Linked DNA regions of Homo sapiens: region 2 is linked to region 1. A link is an interaction called in ENCODE POLR2A ChIA-PET data of the cell type or tissue named here. Cell type or tissue: Caco-2. All regions are shown on one strand. Region 1 overlaps ASCC1 (activating signal cointegrator 1 complex subunit 1). Region 2 overlaps CHST3 (carbohydrate sulfotransferase 3).

Region 1 (8,000 bases):
GTGGGTCACTTTGGGTCCATTGTATGTTGGGGTTTTTTTTTTTTTTTTTTTTTTTGGAGGCAGAGTCTAGCTCTGTTGCCCAGGCTGGGGTGCAGTGGAGGATCTCGGCTCACTGCAGCCTCCACCACTTGGGTTCAAGTGATTCTCGTGCTTCAGCCTCCTGAGTAGTTGGGATTACAGGCGTGTGCCACCATGCCTGGCAAATTTTTGTATTTTTAGTAGAGATGGGGTTTCATGTTGGCCTGGCTGGTCTTGAACTACTGACCTCAAGTGATCCACCCACCTGGGCCTCCCAAAGTGATGTGCTTACAGGTGTGAGCCACTGCACCCGGCCGTTGTTTTTTTAAATTGTGGTAAAATATACATAAGATTGGCTATTTTAACCATTTTTAAGTGTACAATTCAGTGGCATTAAGTACATTCATGTTGTTACGCGACCATCATCACTATCCATCTCCAGAACTTTTTCATCATTCCAAATTAAAACTCATTTTAATGAACAACTCCCCATTTCCCCTTCTCCTTGGTAACCACCACTCCAGTTTCTGTCTCTATGAATTTGACTACTCTAGGTACCTCATGTAAGTGGAATTGTACATTTGTCCTTTTGTGTCCAGTTTATTTCACTCAGCATAATGTTTTCAAGGTTCACCTATGTTGTAGCATATGTCAGAATTTCATTCCTTATTAAGGCTGAATATTATTCCATTGTACATATATTCTGCATTGTGTGTTTTTAGCTACAGTATAAACAAACCAGTAGCAGAATATAAATCTGGACCCAGAGATGGTGACAGGGCACTGTCCTCTTTGAAGCAGCCCTTTGTTAGAGACCAGACCAAATAAAACCGTTTTAGTTTCGGGGGCTTTGTATCAACAATGGCTAAGTGTTATTCCAAATGTTAGAGGACACTGGTGGAAAGAGGTAAAAGAAACAAGAGTGAAGCTCACTATGCTATGAAGCTGTGATGTCTTCTTAAAAAATGATGCTTGGCCTGGCGTGGTGGCTCACGCCTGTAATCCCAGCACTTTGGGAGGCCGAGGCGGGAGGATCACGAGGTCAGGAGATCGAGACCATCCTGGCTAACACAGTGAAACCCCGTCTCTACTAAAAATACAAAAAAATTAGCCGGGCGTGGTGGCAGGCACCTGTAGTCCCAGCTACTCGGGAGGCTGAGGCAGGAGAATGGCATGAACCCGGGAGGTGGAGCTTGCAGTGAGCCAAGATCGCACCATTGCACTCCAGCCTGGGCTACAGTGAGAGACTCCGTTTCCAAAAAAAAAAGATGCTGTCTTCCCCATATCCGAGGGATGAAACAATTTTAGAATTAATACTCAAATGTGAACATTATTATTACAAATTAAAAGCGAGAAAATGGTATAATCAGAAATTCAATTCAGAGTTTATTCTCTCAGTTGTAGGTTAAAACTTTGAATTTTTTTTTTTGAGATAGGGTCTTGCTCTGTCACCCAAGGCTGGAGTGTAGTGGCATCATCTTGGCTTACTGCAGCCTCAGTCTCCCAGGCTTAAGTGATCCTCCCACTTCAGCCTCCTGAGTAGATGGGACTACAGGCGTGTGCTGCCACACCCAACTAATTTTTGTATTTTTTTGTAGAGATGTCTTGCCATGTTGCCCAGGCTGGTCTTGAACTCCTGGGCTCAAATGATCCACCCACCTTGGCCCCGCAAAGTGCTGGGATTACAGGCATGAGCCACCACGCCTGGCCTGATACCAATTTCTTAAATTGTAGTGGCCTTATGACTGTGACATGCACGGAGATGATAACCCTCTCTCTCTTCCAAAGCATTTTGCTTATTTGACATCTAGCCCACACCTTTGCAGAGGGGAAGGAGGGCCATCTGAATTAGATTATAGAAAAGTGTGTGTTAGAGTCTATAAAGTTACAGTGGTGCTACTCAAGGCATGTTTCCTTTGGTTCTGACAGAGGATGCAGTATTTCATGTCTTCCCGTCTAATGAGGTAACTTAGTTGAAAATAACTTAGTTGATAACATGTGGCAGCCTCTCTCCCCTCTTCCAGGGAGCCAATCCAAGGCCAGCCATTATTTGGATAGCTGTTATTTATATGCATGTGTACTCTTTGCATTGTCTGATGTTGCCTAGAGACATCTGATTTGCTTTTTTTGAGACGGAGTCTCGCTGTATCACCCAGACTGGAGTGCAATGGCGTGATCTCAGCTCACTGCAACCTCCGCCTCCCGGGTTCAAGCGATTCTCCTGCCTCAGCCTCCTGAGTAGCTGGGATTACAGGCACGTGCCACCACGCCCAGCTGATTTTTGTATTTTTAGTAGAGACGGGGTTTCACCATGTTGGTTAGGCTGGTCTCGAACTCCTGACCTCATGATCCACCCACCTCGGCCTCCCAAAGTGCTAGGATTACAGGCATGGGCCACTGCGCCCGGCCTGATTTGCTCTTTAACTTCTGGATGCTGCCTTGTTGGTGGAGAAGTTGGAGTGGAGATGGCCTGAGGCTGGTGACTGGTTTCCTCCATGCTGCTCCTGAATCTGTTGCCTTGGCACAATAGTCAGCCACTTTGTGCCCAGCCTCCCAAAAGCCGGGGGCCAGGAAGAAATGTCCCTGTTGCTGTCCCCTGTGTACTCCCCTCTAAGGATTCATTTCTGCTGACTTGCTCTTCCTTTCTACTGTGTAATACGGAGACCAAACATTTATCTTCTGTTGCATTTGTTTGAGGGACCATTATGAATAATACCTGAGGGAAGATGACCACACCAGAAATAAGAGCATTAAGAAGAGGTATTTTTCTAAGGGAGAGAATTTATCTGCAGAAACATCATCTAGATTAGTTCTGAAAGGGCACCTGCCCTTAGGGTTGCTAGTCACAGGCTTGAAGAGTCTCTGCTAGCCATCAGCCCCAGGGGCAGTTTTGTCAGGTAAAGCAGTAATACCCATGCCCTGTGGCAAGGCTTCTTTGGGAAGAAATAATGCAGCAAATTGAACTTTCACCTCTCATCTCTGAGGCTAATTCTGTGACGTAATGTGGAAACGGGCGGAGTGTGCCTAGCCTGTGCCGAGATTAGGCGGAGATTAGGTGTGGGTTCTCCAGCCGGGTCAGCGTAGCCTCTTTTCTCCTCTACCTCCTACCCCTACTCATATTATTTTCTTACTATTTTTCAAAATTGAAAGACTGCAGAGAGGGGAAATCCCTTGGCATTTTGAATTTTGAGGTGCTCAGCAGAACTGCCTGGCATCCTGTTTGTATATAGCGGTTTTAATTCATCCTCTAATAGGTCATTTGGCCTTACCAGCAGTCTTAAACTTGATAATCCTTACATCAGCAGTGAGCCTCAGGCCAAATTCCCAAAGTGCATCCCTGAGTGATTATTTGAAGGAAGTTTTCAAGCCTTCCCTCCCTGGCTCTGTTTGTCTGCCTTCTGCCAGCACATCCTTAGGTCAGGCTAATGCTCATTTGAGCATTCCTCTTGCTCACTGCAGCAAGACAGGCAGGTGATTTGAGAGCAGGATGAGTGAGGGGAAGTTGCTGTTCCCATTCTGTGCAAGGAATGCCATCTCAGTCAGTGGAGAGGGGACTTGGGCTCTGGGGACACACAAGCCTTTTGGTACTATTTTAATGGAGACAAAAACAGGAGTGGCCTGCTGATGGGTTGAAAAATCACAGCTGTTCTACTGACTTAACAGCCTTTTTGCTGCTCTCCTAATAGAGGCCACGATGTTGATAAGAATTGCTCCTCCCACAGACTGCCCTTGACCTTTCTCCTTGGATCTGAGGTGCCCCAGGCCTTCTGGAAGGGCATTATGTCCTCTCTTTTATTGGCTATTATTAGCTACTATAATATTATTGGCTCTCACACCACTGATCACTGCAGTCTGATGTTTCAGATTAAAAGTGGCATCTTGGGCAGAGTTAAGCTGTGTTTGGAGATGACTCTAGGATAGTCACTACCTGCCACCCTCATTGTCTTTTATTCTGAAGTAGATGTTCCTATTTTGGTCTTTAAAAATATTACAGCCCTATGAGACCAGATAATGACTGTAGAGCCTGTAAGCTGTCAGAGTACCTGATAAACCTTCTTCCTTTTTTCTTTTAAGGATACTCTGCATTTTGGTTCCTGCAGTGATGCATTAGAGATTATAGTCAGTGAGTGACAATAATAATCAGAGCTCAAAATTTCATCTTATAATTTATCTTTAACTGCAGAACATCTTTGTAAAGGATCATCCCTGTTTAAAGATGGAGAAATTGGGGGAGGGAGTGGGTCTGTAGTCATTGATAATGTCGACCAGCAATAATGGAAAGGATCAGAACTCAGTTTTTAAAAGTTTATTCAAGTGAAAAGCTGGGAATGGCCATTTGGGAAACAGGGACTTCACAGAAATGAGGTCAGTGCTTAAAGTTAAAAGTTAAGGTCCTGCTTATATAGGCAGAAAACAAATTTAGTAGGATTATAACATTTTCTATACAAGGTTGGTTTATGAGCTATAATTTAGTTAATTACAGTTTGTTTTCTTTTCTGTACAGCTTGTTTTCACTTCCTTTCCAACTTAGGAGTGTAGGACCTGGCATGGTGGCTCACGCCTGTAATCTCAGCAGTTTGGGAGGTGGAGGTAGGAGGATCACTTGAGCCCAGGAGTTTGAGACCAGCCTGGGCAACATGGAAAAACCCTGTCTCTATAAAAAATGCAAAAATTAGCCAGGCATGGTGGCATGCACCTGTAGTCTCAGCTACTCAGGAGACTGAGGAGGGAGGATCTCTTGCGCCTGGGAGGTGGAGGCTGCAGTGAGCTGTGATCACGCCACTGCACTCCAGCCTGGCTGACAGAGTAAGACCTTGTTTCAAAAAAAAAAAAAAAAAAGAAAAAGAAAAAGAAAAAGAAAGTATTTAACATACCATCCTAGATGATGTGATAGTCTTTTAAGTCTTTGTATGAGAAATGTAAGAGGGAAGTTTAATCAAAATGAAGATCAACAGTTAAAAGGGAAGGGATCTTCTCTGGCACTGTTTATTCATTTACAACCATTTACAAAACAGTGTAGGTGAGGAAAAAGGCTAATCTATAATCAGAAAAACAACAGTTACAGCTGCCCAGGTTACAGATACAAGTTTAAGTGACTCACATAATCACATTCCCTTAAGCCTTACAATATGTTAAGATTCCAACAGCTTAGATTTTGAATTACTTATTTTCACAATAGGAAAGCATTAAAAACGTCTAGTCTGCCCAAGAAACTTTTTGTGCCCTTTCTTCAGTAGAAAAGAAATATCAATTTTTTTGTACCTAGGTGAAGGTATGTGTGTCTGTGTGTAGAGGAGCATGACTTACCTTAGGGTAAACAGACTCAATTACATTCTTCTGTGATGATGTTTAGAAAGAATCCACTTGGGCACAGCCCATGTGAGTATTTTTAAAGTAGATGGAAGGTTTTTTTTGACCCCGGATGTGGTGGATCTCCATTTCCTTCTTGCCTCTTCCTACCTCCCACATTTGGTCTCCTCAGAAGTAATCTCACAGGTGGCCCAGAAGACAAATGCACGGTATTTGGCAGAAACTCAGAATTTTTTTTTTTTAGGTTTGAGGAATTTTAATAAACATAACTTTGAAACAAAATTTATTTTTTTGGGGGGGGGGTAACTTATTTGTGAACTTAATTCTTTTTGATGACTTAACTCCCAATAAAGTGATCTTAATTCTGAGTGAGATTAGTAACATGACATACGAAGAACCTTGATTTTTTTTTTTTCAAAATCGATTATATTTTTAGTCTGGTATTTGTATCTTTCTGTTTGCTCCCTGAAGTCATACTAGTCCTGTACCTACATGCCTCTTTTATGAGGAATGCATCTGAAATATACCATTATTTGTTTTGATGTTTTGCAATTGGGATCTTCCAAGGGCTGTGATGATAGCTTTTCACATCATTTGCTCCTCATTCTTTGCTATCTGGTTGTATATGCACAGCCTAAGGATGGACCTGCTTCCCCACTTGGCATTCTTTGGTACATATTTGTTATTGGAATTGAGAGGCCCATACACACTGCCTTGTGGACGTGGCCTTCCACTGGCCTGTATCCTAGGCCTCATCCCAGGAACTCTTAAATTTCTCTGACAGTATTAGTGGTCCTAGCTTGTCCCTGTTTCTTATATAAATGGGGATAATAATGCTCAGCTCTGGTTTATATCATAGCAATTTTTTTGGAGTTAATGAGCTGGGCTTTGTAAGACACTTTTAGATCCTTAGATGAAAGGTGTTATTTAACCACAGCAAGGCTTCATACTGGGAGTGCCTTCCCAAAGAGCTCAAAGTACTTGTCAGCCTGTCTTCTGTTCATACCATCCCTCATAGGGAGGTAGGTGGTTAAGTGTTATTATTAAGTACAAAATAGTGTTACTACTTTTATCTATAAACGGGATAATTGTGAGAAATAGAAGTTGGTAAACAGGCTGTGGAAGAAAAACACTGGGAAAACCTCAAAGTAGCATGCATTTGCTATTCCTATTCACTCTGCTTTGAGTTTCAAAAGTCTGATTGCCATACATGAGAACAATAGCATCCTTTCTTAGAGAGAAATATGACCTAGAACATCCTTCTAAATACTTGAATTAATTGAACCCCCTGTACTTACTTTCAGTTGCATCAGATTATATTCTAAAGGTTGGTTTATCTCATGTGTGTCAAGAATGATTATAAATAGCGTAAGACTTGAATATTTTGAATTTTCATTTTTAACTTCAAAACTGAATTTCTTCTTATTCAAGTAGTATTGAGACAGCAAATAGTTCACCGAGGCCACCAGCACAAGAAGTAGATTTTCTTAAAAGAGGGATCTTGGAAGAGAGTAACCACAGCTTTGTCTAAGATTGAAGAAAAGAGCGAGCCTCATTTGGGAAAGCCAAGTGAGCAGGGATCCCCAGCAGATTGTCACTGTGCTGTTGCGGACTGGCCATTTATTCGGTTCTATAGCCCGAGGTCACAGATATAAGAAAAGGCCCCTCTCCACCCTCCTCCCCACCTCTGTTTGAGATTGCCAGTTTCATTTTGGCAGCCTTGTTGCATTTGGAGTTATTTCTGGTCTTTGATGGCTGTGTCACAGGGCAATGGGGAAGGAGTAGAAGCTTTGAAACGAATGCAAGGAAAAATAACCACAGTGAGCCCTTAAATCTTGCTATTTGTTTTCTTTCAGTGTATACCACAACATTACCAGAAATCAATAATTCCCTTTGTGTTCTCCCTAGGAAAGAAACATGTACAAACTGAAAATGGTAGGCTTCACAGATCATGTGAGCAGGGGACAGCAGGATGGTTGGATTTTATCTTGCCATTGTTTGTCAGGGAAAACCTTGATTTTGACCAAAAACCTTTCATCAAAGGTCTACATTTCTCTCTTTACTTGGTGATAGGAAAAGTTTGTTTAATTTTCTAAAGATATTATTGATGCAGGATTTTTCTTGACCTCTTCGTCAGACTTGTGACGGGGGTGCCCCATTTATTTGGCTCTCTGTGCTCAACCCCTTGTGGGAGGGAGCACGTGAGCAAGTGAGTATGGGATCTGGCTGGCCATTTTGGGTGCTGGCAGAAGCAGGCTCTGTGTGGGCCCCGTGGCAGTGTCTAGGTGAGGGTGCCAGCGATCCCCAAAGCCCCAGAGGGCATGTTAGAATGTTCTCTTTGTCCCGCTGTCTGTGGACAGCAGCGTGTGATCAGCTCAGTGGTACCCTTGCCTCGTCATGTGGGGTGGCTGCCCTCTGCCACTGAGGGCAAAGGGCCAGTGTGACAGCCTTTTCTGGGTACCCGCACCCAATGGGTCCTGAACTCTTGTCTGGCATCCAAGAAGAATGAGGTTGCCCAGACACTTGAAGGATGTTGAAGGCAGAGAATTTTATTAAGTGATGGAAATGGCTCTCAGCAGACATGGGAGCTGGAGAAGGGACGGGATGGGCAAGTAATCTTACCCCAAAGTCTGCCTGTTTCTGGCTGGCTCTTCCCGGAAGTCAAGCCATCT
Region 2 (8,000 bases), 100 kb after region 1:
GGACTGCCTTGAGGACACAGCCATCCAGTCTTCTGCTCCTGTCTTAGCAAGGGACAAGCCCTACAGTCAATTGGTCTCACCATGTTGCCCAGGCTGGTCTCCAACTCTTGGGCTCAAGCAATCCTCCCACCTTGGCCTCCCCAACTGCTGGGATTACAGGTATGAGCCACCGCACCTGGCCTCTACGGTCAATAGGCCCTAGTATAGGAGAGGATGACCCGGGGCTGGAAGACTTTAGGGTCAGGATATCTCCTCTACCACCCAGGCCAAGAATCAACCTTCTGGGAAGGACCTCCTGCTGAAGCTCCTTCCATTGCCAGACAGACAGATGGCAGAGATGGGAGGGAAAGATGTCGTGTGATGCCTGGTGCCCTCTGTTCTGTGGGGTTTGGTCAGCAGCTGCCCCACTACGCCAGCCTCTGGCAGTAGCTCCCAGGCTGAGGGTGCTAGCAGACCGGAAGTAAACTTGTTATTAAACATCTCTTTTCTGTTTATTTTCAAGTGCATGTATTGCAGAAGGACAAAAGCCTAAATTTGCTTTATGTTCCTCAGCTTTTGGAAAATAACTCGGTGACCACCTGCGGTGTATGTGACAGAGACTGGCTTCTATGCACATCTGGTCTTCTCTTTCCCTCTCTATGGGGACCTGAGAATCCTGCCCTCCACTAACTACTCCCAAGGACCCTCCAGGGCCCTCATCCATTCCTCAATTTATAAACAGGTCCCGAGGGGAAGATGGGAACAGGCAGAGTGGGGACAGCCTGTGAGCATTGGACGCTGCTGTGTCTCACCAAGGCCTGGAACGTTCTGAGCCATTTCTATATGCTGGGCCGCAGAACTCATCAACAAGAAAGAACATGAGTAAACACTCATTGCTGAATGGTCCCCTTGTGCTAGGGAGGCTGGCGGCCAGTGGAGAGAGGCCTCAGCTGCTCCCTCTGTCTCCGGGCAGGTGGGCACCTTGCAGGGGAAGGCTTCTGGCAGACAAGCTGGAACAGAGGAGAAGCCAGGGCTGGCCTCGCTGGAAAAAGAGGCCCGGCCACCAGTGCTTCCATCTTCTCCATCCCAGCTCCAAGCTGAAAATCATATCCACATGGGTGACTCCAACCATATCCATAACGTTTCAAGCCAATAGTCACACCACACTGTCCTTCCCCAAACCCCAAGGGTTCCCAGAGCATCGCTGAGCCCCAGGGGAATACACTTCCAGGAAACATCCACGCGCTTGTGACCTGTCTCAAACACCCGGGCAGAGGTAATACAGCAGCAAGGGCCCTGATGTAGCATCTCAGATCAACAAGAGAGAAACCAAGGGATCTCAGATCTTAAACAACGTCCTGGGGCCATCGTGGTGCTGGCGCTCCAGCTCATTCTCCTCTTGTGTTCTGAATCGTCTTCTGGTGTCCATGCATGAACGGAGTGTGTGAATGGTTTCTATTGTTATTTTGTCTTTCTTGATTTGGGTACAGCTTTGAGTCCCTGCAGATAATAAGGTATTTTCTGTCTCTTCTTTTCAAAAAATAAATAAATTAAGTCAACCTGCAGTGTGCACATTGTCAATGTCCTGAGAAGTCCCAAAGGCCCATTCTTGGTACCATCCTCAGAGGGCGGAGTGGGAGGTCTTGGCCCAGAGTAAGAAGGAGGGATAAAGTCTACTGTCCACATTAGCAGGGCCCCTAGGAAGAGCCTTGGATGGAGGTGGCTGCCCCCTCCCCAGTCCCAGCCCCTCCGACCTCCACATGGGGAACAGAGGAGGGAGCAGTGGGGAGGCTGGGGAAGAACGGCCAGCACTTCTGGGCCTGCCAGAAACATCCTGGCCCCACGGTCATGTTTTCAGAGCTGGTGTTCCTTTGAACTCCAAATTAGAACCATGTCTCTGCACAACTTACTCTTGGACTCTAAAACCAAGAGTGTTGGGGTGTTCAGGCAAAATAGCAAAAGAAAAGAAAATAAAAAAAACCCAAGAGTGGAGACCTCCTTGAATGACTGGAGTCCACAGTGACAGAGACCCAGCAGCTCAAATAGGCTGATTATAGCGAATCCCATGAGATGGTTACTGGCCTCACCTTCTCCAATGGTGGCTTCCTGCCAGGACACACTCTTCCCTCCCCCATGGCAATGTTGGACTCAGATCCTGTACTTCCATGGTGTCCATATTACTCAACCCAAAATGCAGCCCTCTGGGTTTACAATGGGCCGTATCTGACAGAGAAATTGTCCAGGAAACCAGAAGCAGAGCTGGGCAGCCCTCGGCAAACCCTTGCAGCTCCTTGTAAGCTCTGGATACTGAGTTCTGCTCCTGGGTTTGAGGTGGGAGTGGGGAAGGCCTTCTACTCTGGGTACACTTGTCGCTTGTCATGAGGCCCCTGCCCACCCAGGAAACATGTTAGGGCCTGTGAGGGATTTTCAAATCCAGCTTCTTCTCAGGGAGGGGCGAGGGCTGCAAATCTCTGCTGCTCTGGACACTAGGCAAGAACGCTGGTGGCTTTGAGATTCATCCCACATGGGGTTCAAACAGAAAAGCCCATAGGGCACTGTGGCCTGCCACGTGGCCACCTCTCCTCGTTCCTCCTGGGGAAGGCTCCTCCTCCTGTCCTCTCCCTCTGCCAGGAGCCAAGTGCTCCCTGCTGGTTTTCCCCAGCCTCCCTCAAGCCCTCAGGCCTCCACTGCTTGGAAGAGGCGCTCCTACAGAAACAAAAGCAAAAACACAGCCATGAAACAAGAAAGACACCAAGCCATAAATAAAAGCCCGAAACAAAACACCCAGCACATCCTGCGTTAAGCAATACTCTTCCCAGGGCCCTAAGGAGGAATTCCAGGCACTGGCTGTAACCACAGCAACCAACTGGCTGACTCCTGTCCACGAGGGAGAAGGCGGGCTTCTCAGGGGAGGGGGGGCATCCTGGTGGGACTTCTCCCCCACGGGCACTCTGTACTTTCCTCTTGGCCCTACCCCAGATGAGGCCTGGCTGGAAATGGAAGGCCCCGTGAGCTGCCTTTTGCCTCCAGGGACCACAGCTGCTTCTGCCTGCCAGGCCTGAGGCAGCCTTCAAATATGGACATGTTCGGGAGCCAGCCAAGCTAGACGGGGCCTTTGGCTGCACCATTTCAAAACATCCTGCCTGCCAGCCGCAAGGATGTGGATGGGTCAGAGGAGGTAGCCATGAGAATCTAAGGCGGGCAGGGGCTTTGAACGCTGCAGTTCTGAATCCACTGTTCAGTCCAAACCCGGCCAGGGAACTGTGTCATGTCATGGCCCTTTAACGCGTTTCTTTCCCCTGCCCTGCCCTCGAAATAATCCTACAAATGTTAAGCACAGGCTCCTCTGAGGTGTGTCATACAGAAAAACCCTGTGGGCATAAGCAGCGAGGAAGCTTGTCTGCATAGATGTGTGTGCACTTGTGCCTTTATGATGCTTGTCTATGTATGGTGTACATGTATGTATGTCTATACGCATGTGTGTGTTTTGCAGCTCTATAAGGGGCCCATATTCATCAGTAACCAGCACAGCCAACCCATTCATGAAAACGCTGAATCGCTCTGTACTAGTTGGTAAACAGCCACTGTCACCTCAAACGAGCCTCAAATGCCACCTTTGACACCCACGGCTGTCCTAGCCCCTCCTCCAAGGACCCACCCAGATTCCAGACTTCACCATCCAGACAAGAAACGGTTAACACCAAATAAAGCAGGAGGTCTGACTGTCACTGGTCAGAGCCTTGCCCCTTCTGATTGTTAAATATTTGGACTCTGGCCTGCAGGGTCTCCAGGCACGAATGTATGTTTCTGTGTGTGTGAGATCGAAGCTTGCCAACAGGCCCGGGCCTGCCTAGGCCTGCTCAGGAGGCTGCAACCCGTTGGGTCTGGGTGTGATGGCCCTCAAGGGGACCGGGCACTGTCCTGTTCTCCGCAATTAACCCTGGGGCCGCCGCTTTGGCTGGAGCGCTGGCTGGGGGCCCTACTGCTACAGGAGGCGCTGCCCGCTCATGGCGCTGTGCACCCGCCCTCTGCGAGGGCTGCGGCAGAAAGACGGGGCAGGCCTTTCACGAGGAGGGGCATACGGGGCCCCGGCCCCCCTACGTGACCCAGAAGGTGCCCCTCTCCTCCAGCAGGCTGACTGAGCGGTTGGTGAGGGCGGCGGCGTCCCGCGCCAGTTTGTAGCCGAAGAGGCGCATGGCAGGGCCGCAGGCGGCCTGCACCACCTGGGCCAGCTTGAAGGGCATGCTGAAGCGCCACTTCTCGAACTGCTCCGAGGAGTTCTTCTGCGTGGAGTAGATGCCGCTGCCGTCGTGGGCCGCCTGCGTGTTCTTTTGGATCCAGTCTTCCACCTGCGGGGTCAGGGGGATGCCGGCGAAGCGGTACATCTCGCGGGCCTTCTGCAGCGGCCCGCGTGCCACGTCCTCGTAGCGCACCAGCATGTAGCGGCCCCGCAGCCAGGCGGGCTGCCGCAGCCCCAGCTCCGCGGACAGGCGGATGCTCTCGCAGTTGCCCCGCAGCCGCTGCACCTCCTCTTCCCTCAGGCCGTCCTGGCCCTCGTCGTCCAGCCACTTCTTCCAGGTCTTATACTTGCCGGCGAAGGCCACCATGCGCGAGGCCAGCACGGCCCGGGGGTCGCGCACCAGCTGGATGACGCGCAGGTCCAGGCGGGGGTCCTCGGCCAGCGGCTGCAGGAACTCCAGCTGCCGGATGCGCACCGCCTTGAGGGCCATGTGCTCCTTGCGGCGGCAGGCCTCTGCGGCCAGCGTCACGTTGAGGGGGCCGCAGCGGCGGTTCTTGCAGTGGTACTTCTCGAAGACCTTCTTGACGAAGGGCGTACAGACGGGGTCCTCGCACAGGGAGCGGCTGGAGCCCCGGCGGAACATGAACTGAGTCAGGTGGTCCTCGGGCAGCGGCGTGATGAAGTGCTCCAGCACGTACAGGTCGCACAGGAAGAGCTGCTTGAGCACGTCGCGGTACACCAGGGCCGAGCCCGCGGCGTTGGCGCCCCCCGGCTCGAAGGACACTGTGCGCTCGATGTGCCACAGCGGCTCGAAGAGGTAGAAGATGTTGCCCTGCTGGTTGAAGAACTCGCCCACGAACGAGGAGCCGGTGCGCGTGGTGGCCATGAGCAGCACGTGGCGCCGGGGCCCCGCCACGGCCGGTCTGGGCGGCTCCTCCTCCTTTCTCTGCTCTTCCTCTTCCTCCCCTGCGGCCTCCATGGCTGGCTCCACGCCCAGCTGCAAGCTGAGGTTGCGGAGACGGCTCTGAAGCTGGGAGAAGGCTGAATCGAGCTCGCTCAGGGACAAGAGAGATGCGTTCTCAGCTAAGATCAGGGCTGGGTCGGTGCTGTTGGCATCTGCTAGAGCTTGGGGAATCTGCTTCAGCTTGTCTGAGACCCTGTGAGGACAAAGAAGATCAGGGTCAGTGGCTGACTGGGGACCCCGTCTCCTGGGCAACCCTAAGCAGTCCTCCAAGCAGATCACCAAAACCTGTCTCAGTTGGGTTTCCCCAAAAGCAGACGTTGAGGCAAGGATTTGTGTTTAAGTAAGTTTATTTGGGACATGATCACAGGAAGTACTGGATGGGGAAGTGAGGCAGGGGAGGAAAGAGGTGCATGATGGATGTGCTGCTAGGAGCAGGTGTGGGCATCGGAGGCTTAGTCTGATGGGGATCTGGGGGGGACAGTTACTCCCTAGTACTTCCGGCTTGCCAGTGTGCCAGTGGAGAGAAAGCTCTCAGGTGCAGAGCTGTAGGGGCTTGCAGTAGAACCCAATAGGCACAAGCTAGAACGGTCCTTGCTCAGTGACCCAAGGGGGGGGATTGACGGTGTCCACTATATTGCCCAATCCCTGACCCACCCATCTTAGCTAATGCTTTCTTGCAGGGCTTGTGCCTGGGAGGAGAACAGGCTAAGAAATCTTTCTACATCTAACAGGCCCACTGCACATAGCTGTATGCTGCCAATTCAAAGGGGTAAAGGGGCGTTCCCAGATTAGCCTATTTGAGGGACATGCCCCTGGAGTTGAGCAGTACACAACTTGGCAGCTGCACATTGGCAGCCTTGCCCATCAGAGTATCCATACTAGGACCTTGCCTTTCCATGGGCTCAGTGACATCAAGACTTCTATAGGGGATGTGCTGCTAATGCAAGGCCAGGAGGTAAATTAACAGTAATAGTCACAGCCAGCAAATACTGGACACCAACTATGTGCCAGGCAGTGGGCTAAATGCTTTTACATTTTCTCATTTAATCTTTACAACAATGCTGGTCCCATTATTAGCCATGTTTTACAAAAGAGGAACCGAAGACTCAGAAATGTTAAGTATCTTGTCTAACCTTTCACAGCTGTAGAGGGCCAACATGGGGGGGCTCCAACCCAGGCTGTTTGAGTCCAGAGCCCAAGTCTCACCCCTGTGCAGTCATGAGGACGTGTGCAGGAGCCACTGCCTGGGACATAGAAGGGGCCTGGGGATGGCTCGTTGAAGGAATGCATTTGCAGGTCCACAGAGAGCCCTGCAGTTACCTCCCTGTCCCCACCCACCCCACCTTGAAAGGAAGATGAAGACTTGGGCTTGCAACCCTCACCTTGATATGATTTTATTTTCCTTTTCGATGAAGACAAAAACTATCACCACAAAAACCAAGAAAAGGGCGTATTTGCTTCTCATCTTCAGGCTGTGCACAAAGTCCCGGCAGTCCTGGGGCAAAGTGAGTCCTTTCTCCATGGGGAAAGGTGGGGCCGTGGGGGCTCCTCGGGCCAGCCTTGGACACTCAGCTGAGGGGCATCACTCAGGACCCAGCTTGCCGTCTTCAGGTGGGGGACACCCTTGTCCTGCGGAGAGACAGGTGGTCAGAACACCCTTGTCTGTACACGAGGAATGCAGAGGATGTCTCTCCACCAGACTTTTGAGGATCTCGGCCCTGGTTAGCAGCCAGGACCCCAGACCCACTCTCCAGACAGACTGTGCCCCAGAGACACTGAAGGTCTCTTTAATAGGTCATTTAAAATGCTAATGAACCATCGGGTTCATCCATCCCACCTCCATCAGTTTCTCCCTTGACCTCACACATCAAAGGCCTGTGCACGGAAAAGAATAACCTTTGTAGCATAAATGTTTATAATAGCAAAAAGAGTGCAAACACCTAAATGAAAATGGTGGAGCATCCAGGTAATGGATTTTTATGTGGCCACAAAGAATAATGAGGTGGATGTATAAATGTGAATGATCCAGAAAATACATGAGAACACACACACACACACACACAGACACACACACACACACAAAGGTGCAGACCCTGTGCTTATGCAGGACGGGGCTTCCCAACCTCAGCACTGTTGACATTTTCCACCAGGTAAGTGGGGACTGTCCTGTGAATTATAGAATGTTTGACAGCAGTCTTGGCCTCTACCCACTAATTGCCAATAATTGTTTGTTTGTTTTTGAGACAGGGTCTCACTATGTTGCCCAGGCTGGAGTGCAGTGGCACGATCATAGTTTACTGCAGCCTCAACCTCCCAGGCTCAATTGATCCTCCCACCTCAGCCCCCTTAGTCACCACAAGTGCACACCACCACACCCAGCTAATTTTTAAAATTTTTTGTAGAGATGGGGTCTTGCCATGTTGCCCAGCCTGGTCTTGAACTCCTGAGTGCAAGCAATCCACCTGCCTCGGCCTCCCAAAGTGCTGGGATTATAGGCACGAGCCACCACGCCTGGCCCCCACTGCTCATCTGTAACCATCAAATATCTCCAGACATTGCTAAGTGTCTCCTGGGGTGGGAAGGTGGGGGGTGACAAATCATCCAAGGTGGAGAGACTCCGATGTAGCAAGCTCCCATTCAGAAACAAATGCCGGGAAGAAAATATAGATGCGGGATACAAATGGACTCTGGCTGCAGGAAAACGCAAGGCCTGGTAACAATGGCTGCATCTAGAAGGTGGACAGGTAGGTGGAGAGAGAAGGTGGAGTGAGGCTTATGTTTGCTATGTAACACTGTGCCTTGTTACACATTTTACCA

The links. Peaks named below come from ENCODE experiments on the same cell type or tissue, not always from the same donor. Only the 100,000 strongest peaks of a DNase experiment are listed, where the experiment ranks them.
Region 2: POLR2A ChIA-PET joins it to region 1 with 12 read pairs; 2 of 35 experiments call an interaction of 5 or more read pairs at or near these places.

The regions. Positions count from the first base shown.
Region 1 is chr10:72,104,934-72,112,933 of GRCh38, reverse strand. The region is part of intron 9 of ASCC1 (activating signal cointegrator 1 complex subunit 1); the gene reads left to right. Among named protein-coding and RNA genes, the nearest start is that of SPOCK2, 20 kb to the right of the region's middle. In Caco-2, no CTCF peak of the experiment used is centred here; no DNase peak of the experiment used is centred here.
Region 2 is chr10:72,004,548-72,012,547 of GRCh38, reverse strand. CHST3 (carbohydrate sulfotransferase 3) reads right to left here. Exons shown (of 3, transcript NM_004273.5): 2 at 6,566-6,812; 3 at 1-5,376. The coding sequence starts at 6,705. The coding sequence ends at 4,077. Among named protein-coding and RNA genes, the nearest start is that of CHST3, 44 kb to the right of the region's middle. In Caco-2, no CTCF peak of the experiment used is centred here; a DNase peak (open chromatin) is centred at 3,777.